Regions from separate parts of the Homo sapiens genome. Here all the other regions are linked to region 2. A link is a loop called in an ENCODE intact Hi-C map of the cell type or tissue named here. Cell type or tissue: Caco-2. All regions are shown on one strand. Region 1 has its middle 170 kb from the start of GOLIM4. Region 2 has its middle 120 kb from the start of GOLIM4. Region 3 overlaps GOLIM4 (golgi integral membrane protein 4).

Region 1 (4,000 bases), 50 kb after region 2:
TTCCACCTACTGAAGTTTTATATTCAGACTATATTGCTGAACCTGATCTATTGTACCAGGCTTTTTTTCTCAAGTATGTGGATTGTTCTCTCAGGGTACCCACTGGGACTCTCGCTAGTCTATTGTTTCTTGTCACTCCATACACACTAGATTCAGATTGTCTTCTTTGAGTCTCCTGGACTGTGTGTAAATCAGAGATTGTGCCTAGGCACTGGTGAATATGCCAATAAACTGCTTATACCAAAGTACCACAACCTTTCTTAAGCCCTCTCATTCACTATAAATAATTTGGGTAAGAATAACTAAATTGCTTTTAAAACAAGTGTCTTTACTTAAGTCCTCCCATTCACTATAAATAATTTGGGTAAGAATAACTGAATTGCTTTAAAAACAAGTGTTACATATAACTAGATAAGCAGCATCAGAACATGTAACTCCTCAAAAAAAAAAAACCTCTTTTTCATATTAATACCCGTCCTGATGGATTGGCCGCTTATCATTATAAAATATCATTATTTATTTCTAGTAACAATTTGTCATTAAATTTGTCTATTTTTCATATACTCAGTATAGTCATTCCAGCTCTTTTTTGGTCATTGCCTGCATATCACATCTTTTTCTATGGTTTTACAGACATACCTCAGAGATATTGCAGGCTGGGTTCCAGAACACTACAATAAAGTGAATATCGCTGTAAAACGAATCACATGAATTTTTTGTTTCCCAGTGCATGTAAGTTATGTTTACACCATACTGTAGTCTATTAAGTATGCAGTAGCATTATGTCTAAAAAATGCATACTTTAATTTAAAAATACTTTATTGCTAAAAAATGCTAACAATTATCTGAGCCTCAGTGAGTCATAATGTTTTTGCTGGTGAAAGATCTTGTCTTCATATAAATCTTTTTAGATATGTACCATATCTTAAATAGAATGAAAGTAAAACATTGTTTTTAAATACTAGCTAAATACCATTGCCTGCTTGAGCCTATTAGTCTGAAATTTTACTCTCTCTTAAAATATATTAGTTTTAACAATGTAATGAAGATATCTCAACACTAAAGACTATTCTTGACTCACCAAAAGAAATCAATTAAAAAGGAGAAAGTTCTACCCACTTAATTCAGTGTTATCTAATGCGCTACTCGAAATTCCCTGTACACAGTCCACGTTTTTCAAAATGCTCTACCAGTGAGAGCTGGCCAATTTTTCTACTCTTTTTAGAGACACATATTTTCAACATAGAAAATACTTGGGGCTCATCTCATTGAGCATAGCCAAGCAGCTAAGGATGTGGAACTACATATGGTGGTGGTTCTAAATTGGTGCCTAAACAGTCCAACAGTGTGAAACAGGGAACAACCATCACATTAAAAGGAGCACTGAGTTCTTTTAGTCACCATATATTTCTTTAGAGCAAAGTAGAAATCTTATTTGTATGTCTAGACTAATTCTTTTTTTGACATTCGAATCAGTCACTGAACAAAGTCACTCTTTTAGTTGTCACAATGGTTGATTTACAGAATGTTAGTGTTACAAAGTTTATTGGAAGACATTGAAATTGAACTTTACATTTTCTATATGAGAAAACTGAATACAGATAGGTGAAATCAATCCCTTGGGCTCTCCCTGCTACTTCATGGCAAAACCAGGCTCTAGAGCCCCGCCTAGTGGCTTTTCCTCTACACCAGTGGTTCCCCCACTGGGTTGTGCATCAGAATCACCTGAAGAGGCCAGGCCCAGTGGCTTGCATCTGTAATCCCAGCACTTTGGGAGGCTGAGGCGGGCAGATCATGAGGTCAGGAGTTCGAGACCAACCTGGCCAATATGGTGAAACCCCCATCTCTACTAAAAATACAAAAATTAGCCAGGCATGATGGGACATGCCTGTAGTCCCAGCTACTTGGGAGGCCGAGGCAGAAGAATCACTTGAACCCAGGAGGTGGAGGTTGCAGTCAGCCGAGATTGTGCCACTGCACTCCAGCTTGGGCAACAGAGTGAGACTCCATTTCAAAAAAAAAAAAAAAAATCACCTGAAGGGTCTAGCAAAAAAAAAAAATAGTGACACTTGAGCCTCATTCTAGACGAATTAAATCAGAATCTCTGGGGTGTGGGTATAGGGCATTGTACTTTTAAAAGCTCCTCAGATGATTCTAATATGAAGCCAGGGCTGAGTCGCATTTTATGCCACTCTCTTGCAGAGTAAAAATATTTACAAATATTAGCTGATGGATTCAGTTTTTTTGCCTTTGCTCTCTAAGTATTGATGCTGAAGCATCTATTGCCTTAGGGTGTGATAGAGAGAAAGCCAAGGGCAAAAAAGTCATTGTTCACCTTTGATTTTCAAAATAGACTTTAAAAAGTGTTTAGCAAAAAGAATTTGAAAGCTAGACTTTCAATGGCAAGGGCAAGGCTCTTGAGAGAGAAAAGGCTTTTCTAAATTCCAAAATCTTTCTTTCTAGTATCAAAAGTCAGAAGCTGTTGGACTCAGACGTGGAGTACAAGTGAACCACATAAGAGGAAAATATCGGGCTACGTTGAAAGAGGCATCTCCAAGTACACAGAAATGAGGGTAAAACATTAATGATGACTACTCTTTTAGAGAAAACTGGAAGCAAACAAAAGATGCGTGTCTTAGGCTGGCTACCTGATGTAGAGAAACAGAAACAATAGGAAAGAGAGAGGAGAGAGAGAGAGAGAGAGACAGAGAGAGAAAAATTTTTAAGGAATTGACTCAAGTGATCATGGAGGCTTGCAAATTCAAAATCTACAGGGTCAGTTTATAGGCTGGAGACCCAGGGCAGAGCCAATGTTGCAGTTCCAGTCCAAAGGCCAACTTCTAGAAAGATTTATTCATGTAGGAGGAAGAGGGTGCCGGGGGAGTCTTATTCCATTCAGGTCTTTAACTGATTGGATGAGGCTTACCTACATTACATAGAGCAATCTGTTTTACTCAAAGTTCACCGATTTAAATGTAACCCTCATCCAAAAAATATCCTCACAGAAACTTTCAGAATAATGTTTGATCAAATTTCTGGGTACAGTTACCCTACCAAGTTGATACATAAAATTAACCATCACACCTAGCATATGCCCAGTTGTGCTTCTGTTACCTGTGACAAATCCATACGGGTCTGCAGCAACCTCAATTCTTGCCTCCTCAGAAGAAAGAATTGAACTGAGGGGCATGAGGCAGAAGAAGAGATGGAGGCCAGTTTTACAGCAGGCGTGGAAGTTTATTAAAAAGCTTTAGAGCAAGAATGAAAAGAAAGTAAAGTACTCCAAGTAGGCATTTTGGAAGTCAAGTGTGGAATTTAACCTTTTGACTTGGAGTTTTATATGCCGGCATACTTCTAGTGTCTTGCATCCCATTTCCTTTGATTCTTCTCTTAGGGTAATCTGCCTGCATGCATGGTGGCCTGCTAGTACTTGAGAGGTGAGCATGAGCAGTGTGTTTACTGGAGTTATACACATACTCGTCTGAGGTGTTCTTCCCTCTTCCAGTGAAATGTCCCCAGAAGGTCATATACCAGTTAAACCCCACCATTTTGCCTCTTAATACACATGCTCAAGCCCACTCACACAATTCCTGAAATCTTATTGGGAAGCTGCCCATCACCAGTTACAGGCATTTTTGTCTATTGGGAAACTGCCTTGCCCTGGCTCTGGCTACAACCAATTATTATTTTAGAGAGGTAGTGTGACAATCACCTGACACCTCACCATCACCTGATGGTTGCCTGACATTCCTGGTGGAGTAGGGGGAGGCGTCTCCTGCCCCACTCATACCTGGGTAGCTACGTACTGTAACACTTCTGCCAAACCTATCTCTTACTCTCTCCTTTCTGTTGTGCCCCAGCCAAAATTCAAGGAGGAAGAATATCTGCTCGTAGATGGATTTTAGGGTCAAAATGTAAAATGATTTATAGGAGACAACTTTATATACCAGAGGGACAACATGAGGATCCACACACCCTAAAGCTTTATTTATTGTTAGAA
Region 2 (4,000 bases):
TCTCAAACTCCTGACCTCGTGATCTGCCCACCTTGGTCTCCCAAAGTGCTGGTATTACAGGCGTGAGCCAGCACACCCGGCCCATGGTTGTTATTTTACATGCAAGGGATATAATTTTACGGAATCTACACAAAACTATAGAATGACATGTTTAGAATGTTTTAATGTAAACATGGAGATGAACAAAGGAAAAAAGTCAACACGCAAAAATCTAAGTGAGGAATGATGAAAATTCCAACTATTGACTGTGTTTAGAGAGATGGCATTTTTTGAAAACATTATATAGATATATTTCAAATTCTAGTCAACAGTTATTGCTTATTCTGGAGAACTAAGATTGCTTCTCTTTGACCTAAAGCCCTTCTATCATTAAAGCTGAAGCAATCTTAGCTTTAGGAAGAATATAGAAAATCCAAAGAACAAAAAAGTAATTGCTTTTTAGAGTATAGAGTAATTTTTAAATATAATGATATATTTTTATATAAGATTTAAGGAAAAAGGTAGATTTTTAAAAATTAAATGTATTTTTTAAGATTAAAAATGCATGTACAAGTATTTATAGTATTCACATGGTTCAAAATTCAAGAAGTATAAAAGAATATCTGGTGAAAATTCTCCTTTCCTCTTCTGAACTTTATTCACCTACTTTTCTGCACAGACAACCAATGTTATTGGAGAATCAGGAGAATATTCTGTTGTATGAATTCACTACAATTTTTATTTAACTAATCTCGTATTGATGGACATTTGATTTATCCAGTCTTTCACTATTACAAACAGTCTCACAATGAATAACCTCATAAAAAGGCCATTTTGTGAGAACATGATTTTATTTGTAGTATAAGTTCCTAAAGTTGGGCTTGCTGTTTAAGGCCATGTGTATTTAAAATTTGTTAAATATTGCCAAATTACCCTTCATAGAGGTGGCAATAATTTACACTCCCAACTGGAAATATATCAGAATTCTTCAAACTAGACTTTTTAGCATCTGTTAAAATTCTGGAAAGGGGAGGGGTGAGGACAATGGAATTATCACTAGCACTCAAACAGAATATCAGGTCTGGCGCTCACTCCTGACCATTTTCTGCCGAGATGACAAGTCTCCAGAGAGTCCCCAGTTTGACATGGCTCTGCATTCCACATGGCATGGTAGCAGGGGCAGTGAGAGGTTTCTGGGATATGGATTTGAGGGTGGCTTTGAAGGGTGGAAGAAGCACCTGAGAATTTCTGGGCCTACAAAAGGCTTGGAAATGCTGAGAGGGGCAGTGAAAGAGAAGAAAACTGGGTTTAGGACCAGGAGGTCACAGAGGGCAGAGACCTTGCAATCAGCAGGGGTAGCCAAATCTGATATTATCAGTAGCAAATTATACCCCCAATACCAGATGTGACCTTATAGATAGCTGTGTAGAATGTCTTTTCCTGAGCCAAGCAAGGGAGAGAGAGAGAGAGGTTGTAGCGGGATGAGACACCCTGGCCAAAGACCAACTAGGGCTGACATTCATCTCTTTTCTAATGTCAGAATAGTATATAAACTTGTATCATACCTGGGGGTAGAACAAGGACCCTGTGCTCTCTTGTTTCACCATCTCCTCTTGGATATGTTTTTTTTCCCCCCAATTTGTCCAATGCCTTTACCTTGGATCTCTTATTTTTCTGTTGCCTTAGGTAATTTACTCCTAGTTGCAAACCATAAAATCTTATGTAAGCATAATGTAAACATAAAGAGACTCATAAAACATGGGGAAACTCACAGGAACTTCAGGGAACTAGGCCGAGATATAAAACCAGCAGCAATGCAGCCAGCAGAGAAGTCCAGTGGAAACCACAGTCACCGTGGCTTATCAGTAGATTCCTGATGCTAGGCAGGGGAGGCTAGAAACTGCCACAGCTATTCCAGAAGAACCAGGGGCCTCTGCCACCACACCTGCCCATCTGGAAATACTTGTCCTTGTGACTGCCAGCTGCCTTTGTTGCTCACTTTCACATTCAACTCACACAAGACTTGATGGGACCAGGCCACATGTAGAGCTCTACTTGGAAACGTGCCTGGAAAATGGCTTTGTTAGGTTTTTCATCTACGGTACAAGAGGACTAACATAATACGTGTCAGAATGAATGTTGCATGAAGCAAATGAGGGTATCTATTTCACTCCATGTTTCAACTGTGTCCTTTACATTGAAGAGTGCCACATATATATGTGCTGAGCCTCCGATCTGTATTTTCAACTTCCTGCTAGACAGAGAAAACGACTTGCTCATAGTGTGGAAGCAACATCTCTTTTAAAATAACATTTTTTTTAAGGGATTCTTTCTCCTAAACGAACCTTGTCCTTTATATTTAGCATCCTTGGCTGAGGTCCCTAGATACATGTTCTCGCCACCCTGTCTTCTGAGTTGTTATCTTGAACAGGTCCCCCAGGTGTGCAATCTTCCTACTGAGTACCAGTGGCATGATTATTGTGCTTCAGCTGCAAATTAGTGAAAGAATAAACAATTTTTAAAGGAAATTTTGATTCCGAACCAGCATGTTAAACACAAGATGATTGACTGTGCAATGCTCTCCTTCCCACTAAACACAGATGTATTTCTTGCCGTGTTTTTTCCGTGTAGGTGGATTTACAACTTGGAAATCTCTTGATAACACACACAGCAGCGACTGTCACCTGATAGATCACTTTTCTAGAATACCGTGTTCACAGTCTTGTTCTATAAATCGTTTCTTGGTTTACCATGTAACTTTGCTTCTTATTCCGTTTCATCACTCTTTTCATTCATAAGTGTACAAACATTCCTTCTATCCGTCGTTTACTGTTCTGCTGTCTTATCTGGTACAAACAAGATTATCTGCCTCACCCTAATTTTAATGGTGAACTTTAGATAGTAGAATTACTCATTTATATGTATCTGAGCCTCAGATCTGTGTTTTCAGCTTCCTGCTTCTGAACTTCATTCAGTGGTTCAGTTGCTCCAAAGTAATTTTTACAAACACATTTTTATGCACAAAAGGGAGAAAGTGAACACATGCTGCAGTAAAAGGAATCTTGAATAATTGGTGAGTAAATGTGAGCTTTGCTCTCGTCCCGAGGGCTAGACTGTACATTTCCGGAGTCAGTGTGCTGAAAAACATGATTAAGAGAACCAACAGGCAGGGTTTTCATCTGAGCATATATGGAAATGCTTTTAGATGCAAGAAATTTAGCAGCTTGCTTTAGCGAATGCTATGAGTATCTTTGTCTCTTAAGAGACTGTAGTCTTTCAAAACACCAAATAAGGCTAAATCAGAGGTTTAGGGGACACAAAGTAAAGGCTAGTAGTGGTGATTATAAAAGGTTGACTTTTCCCTCTTTATATTTCACCTTATGTCCTTTAAAGAAAACAGTTTGTATCTTTTCTTATTGCCTGTAGTTTTTGAAAGCTTATTTAAACAACTCCATTGGCATGTTGCCTGTATGAGATCTTCAAGTGAAATAATACTTTATGAAACGCAGACACACTCCCTTTTAAAAGTTTTGTTGGCTAAAACGTGCTTCTGTTTTGCCTATTTAGTAAACTCTGTGAGAAATTATTTAAGGTTTTGGGGCATTAGGAATGGGGCATTATTTCATTTTCATGAAACAAGTCTTTTAAAATAATAGACCATGAGTAATTTCCACTTATTTTTTTTTAAGTTCTCTAGAAAATGCCCCTTTCTCCTTATGCATAAAAATTTGTTGTTTAAAGCTACAAGGGTGAATGATTTTATTTTCGCTCGGAATTGCTTCTTTAAAAACCAGATATTGATTATTTTGTTTGACATAAAGTCATTTTTAAAAAATTTGTTCCTTCTTTTTCTTGAAGATGAGCATTTTAAATGTATGCTCCTGCACTTTCTGATAAATTGCTGCCTGCTTAAATTCTCCACATCATTTCAGATTTTTTTTCGTGTTTGGCAATAATGAGATAGGAAAGGAGTTTGAAGAAGTGAATACGAAAAAGACTTCTCTTGTGTCGAATTTTAATA
Region 3 (4,000 bases), 63 kb before region 2:
TGGGGCACATGGCCCTGTTGGGCAAGACGATTCTTCTCTTAACTGGGTTGCGAGACAGATAGCATCTCTGATCCTTACCTACTAAATGCTATAATGCTTCTCAGTTATTGCCACAATCAAAAATTGCTCCATATATTTCTAAAAATCTCCAAGGGAGCAGAGACTTGCTGTTGATCGCCAGTAGTAACTGAAAAAAGCTCAAGTTCTATAGTCAGACTGCCCAGGTGAATCTTGGCTTCTTCACTAGCTATGTGACCATGGGTAAGTTGTGTGACAACTGTGGGCTTCATTGTCTTATCTGTGAAATTGAGATAATCATAAAAATATCAACCTTGTAGAATTGGTGTGAGAAATAATTTACATAAAGCATGTAGAGTAGTTGCTCATAAATTTGCTACCCATCAACATCTGTGTCAGGTATTTTCATAGTAATATGAAACAAAATATGTCACTTTTCTGAGTGCATGTGAGTCCTGGAGAAAGAAACCAGTGCATTCTGCAATCAAATATTTAGGTGAACTCCAGATTAATCACAAGACACACGTCTTCCCCATTTCAACCGGGGACGGTGGCTCACGCCTGTAATCCTAGCACTTTGGGAGGCCAAGGTGGGTGGATCACTTGAGGTCAGGAGTTCGAGACCAGCCTGGCCAAAATGGCGAAACCCCATCTCTACTAAAAATACAAAAATTAGCCGGGCATCGTGGCACATGCCTGTAATCTCAGCCATTCGGGAGGCCAAGGCAAGAGACTCGCTTGAACCCGGGAGACGGAGGTTCTTACAGTGAGCCAAGATCGCACTAAAATTAAATGCATTGCTGGGGCACTGCATTGCTGGGGCATTGCACTGCACTCCAGCCTGGGTGACAGAGAGAGACTCTGTCAAAAAAAAAAAATAGGTGCTAAATAAGTTTAAAGTGAGATAATTGGTTTTAAGAGGCATATGGTGCATGCAAAAACAGTGGTCAAGCCCAAATCAAGTTTGTAGTCTAGTTCACTGTACTGACCCCAACAGTTTCCTGGTTTTGGTAATGTACTGTATTTGTATAAGATGTCATCATGATGGGAAGCTGGGTGTTGTGTCCTTAGGACCACTCTATATGTTTTTTGCAACATTTCTCTATAATATAGCATTTCAAAAAAAGTAAGTTACAACAAAAAGTCATGCAGGAGTTAAATAGTCTTGAGGCAGTACTACAAAGGGTTAAGGGTCTATACTTTCTGATTATTTTATTTTTATATATTTTTAAAATTTTAAATTATTTTTAAAAATTTGACTGAAATGCTGAAGCTTTGTTTTTAATTTGTGAAGAGACTCAAATCTGAGTACACCTACGCATTATATTTTATTCCTAAGGGTATGCTTATTGACATTAACATCTCATTTTTAATTCCTAGGTAACAAAAATTCCTTATCTTTTGTCTGTCATGCAAAAGTTGTTTAAAAGCATTTAAAGTACTGAACCAGAGTGGATTGAGATGTCCAGCTAAAACCATGCTACATCCCAATACAATATCATTTTTGTTGATTTTGAATATTATATTGTCTGAGTTCAAAATAAATTCTAAAATAAGTTATAGGTGGCTTTAGATATGAAAATAATAGAAACAGAATCCTGAAAGTTTCAAGGCTTTATGTGTGATCCTTCTTTTTCTAAAATAGAGACTGTATACAATTTGAGAGAAGAGAATAGACAACTAAGGAAAGCACACCAAGACATACATACACAGCTTCAAGATGTCAAGGTAAAAGAAAACCAAACGTTTCACTATTTAGTGTTTGCCTGCTTTATTTGGTAGAATGACTTTAAAAAGTCATTCCCTAATTGGCCTGCTTTACAAATCCACGTTGTTATTGTGGGCTTTGCATTAACTAGAGTGTACCTAATATTTTTACCACTTCAGCATTGTAAGCTAAAAGATGGTCTGAAAATCTGAATATTCTCATTAGTACTGAAATTATTCTCATGCTAGTTACATATTAATAAGCTTTTTATTTATAAAAGTTTACTAATAATGAGAAATTTGTTTCTTTGGTTTTGATTTCATTGTAAATAAATGATTATGATATTTGGGTAGCACGTTTTAGATTTTGGAATACTACATAAAGCGTAGTGTTCTCTCTACGATGATTTTTAAACTTAACACATGCTGCTACAACAACAAATAAACAAGCAAGTAACATTTGGGTAGCCATATCACGATCAGCCAAAGAAGAATTTGTCGTAGAATGTTAAAGCTCAACATGTAAAATTCTTTTTTGTGTAGCAACAGCATAAGAATTTACTCTCCGAGCATGAACAACTTGTAGTGACTTTGGAAGACCACAAGAGTGCACTAGCTGCTGCACAGGTTAGAAGGGTAGCAGCCTCTGTGGGTTCTTTTACAAGTCTGCTTAACATTTCTCAATTCCTTTATGCATGTAGTCTCTTACAAGCCAATCTTCAGTGAGTTCCTTAGGACAGAGCTATCCTAATCCTGAGGATCATGCATGCTTTCAAAATTCAATCAGTAAGATATTAAACTTTTGATTATTTTTTGCACTGGTTGTGCGGTACATAAATGATCATTTCTTTCCACTCTCGTCCCTACATGCAGTAGTCTAATACTTGTTTAAATCACAGAAATGATCTCACATATATAGTCTTTTGCAACTATCTGATCTGTGTTGACTCTTGGTGTAGTATCTGTAGGATTTTATGCTGCTAGCTACCTAAAACTATTGTCAGACTTTTTCTTCTGTGTCTGCCTTGCTCCCAGAATTCCAGCCTACACACCCTCCTTTTGGAACGAGGCTTATGTGTTGTTGGTCAAATTACAGAAAAGTAGAAGAGTCAACAGAGAAGGAAAAACAAGAGTCATAAGCTCCATTTGTTCAAACCTAGAACAGCTCCTGGCACAAGGCAGGCCCTCAGTATATATTTACTGAATGAACAGGGGAACAAATACAAGTGTTGGAGAGCTTATTAAAGCGATTTCATGCTAAGTGTTATGCAGATTTCTAGCAGAAGGAAGGAAACAGGAATGGCTAGTTTAGTTGCTGTTGTAAACTAGATCTTCACTTTTATTCTTACTGGAGGAATTATGATAAAAGAACAAAGGTAAACGATCTATGCTCATCAGGAAACCCATGTTGGTTTTCTTTTCTTTATAAAATTATTAAAAGGTATAATTTTCTGTCCCTGACCCATCTCAGAGGCTGTAGCATCTGTGTTTGTGAGATTCCTTTTCTAAACAGTCATTGATTAGGTGTCTCCTCCTAAGCTGTAGCTGTGTAGTGATTTTTTACATGTGTATAAATGAAATTGACGTCAGGGATCATTTCATTTCACGTCTTCTTTATAAAAATTTTTGTCAAGTATTATTTTATATGAGGCTGTTCTTCATACTATAAATGTGACAAACTGATTTGAGTGCTCTGTGTGCTGTAACGGCCATAAATGTAAGACTGAGCAACAATTTGAAAATCCATAGAAAGATAAGTAAAATCATTTATTTGATGACCAAAACCAAATTCTGGAGTAGAACTCTGACAGTATTACTCACAGGGTTTTATAATAGAAAAAAAAATTTTGGCCGGGCACCGTGGCTCATGCCTGTAATCCCAGCACTTTGGGAGGCCGAGGCGGGTGGATCACCTGAGGTCAGGAGTTTGAGACCAGCCTGGCCAACATGGTGAAACCCCTTCTCTACTAAAAATACAAAAATTAGCCAGGCGTGGTGGTGTGCACCTGTAATCCCAGCTACCCAGGAGGCTGAGGCAGGAGAGTCACTGGAACCCAGCGGGGCGGAGGCTGCAGTGAGCCGAGATTGCACCACTGCACTCCAGCCTGGGTGACAGAGCAAGACTCCATCTCAAAAAAAAAAAAAAAATTTTTTTTTTCTTAATATATAGTTATAATTTTCTATTTATTGAAATATCTTTTTTGGCGAGGATGCTCAAGGTTTGTCCTGCCTTAAAAAAAAGTGTCAGAACTAGGTGCAATCCTTAATTAGAGCC

The links. A loop is a pair of places that touch in the nucleus more often than their neighbours do. Peaks named below come from ENCODE experiments on the same cell type or tissue, not always from the same donor. Only the 100,000 strongest peaks of a DNase experiment are listed, where the experiment ranks them.
Region 1: it touches region 2 in a loop (2.2-fold over the local background); 1 of 110 quality-filtered maps calls a loop at or near these places.
Region 3: a loop joins it to region 2, with 5 times the contacts of the local background. A loop is called at or near these places in 1 of 110 quality-filtered maps.

The regions. Positions count from the first base shown.
Region 1 is chr3:167,925,872-167,929,871 of GRCh38, reverse strand. No RefSeq gene overlaps it. Among named protein-coding and RNA genes, the nearest start is that of GOLIM4, 170 kb to the left of the region's middle. In Caco-2, a CTCF peak has its summit at 1,677; a DNase peak (open chromatin) is centred at 1,691.
Region 2 is chr3:167,976,139-167,980,138 of GRCh38, reverse strand. No RefSeq gene overlaps it. Among named protein-coding and RNA genes, the nearest start is that of GOLIM4, 120 kb to the left of the region's middle. In Caco-2, no CTCF peak of the experiment used is centred here; a DNase peak (open chromatin) is centred at 1,868; H3K4me3 peaks cover 521 bases.
Region 3 is chr3:168,039,138-168,043,137 of GRCh38, reverse strand. It overlaps GOLIM4 (golgi integral membrane protein 4), which reads left to right. Exons shown (of 16, transcript NM_014498.5): 6 at 1,664-1,746; 7 at 2,269-2,352. Among named protein-coding and RNA genes, the nearest start is that of GOLIM4, 55 kb to the left of the region's middle. In Caco-2, a CTCF peak has its summit at 2,331; no DNase peak of the experiment used is centred here.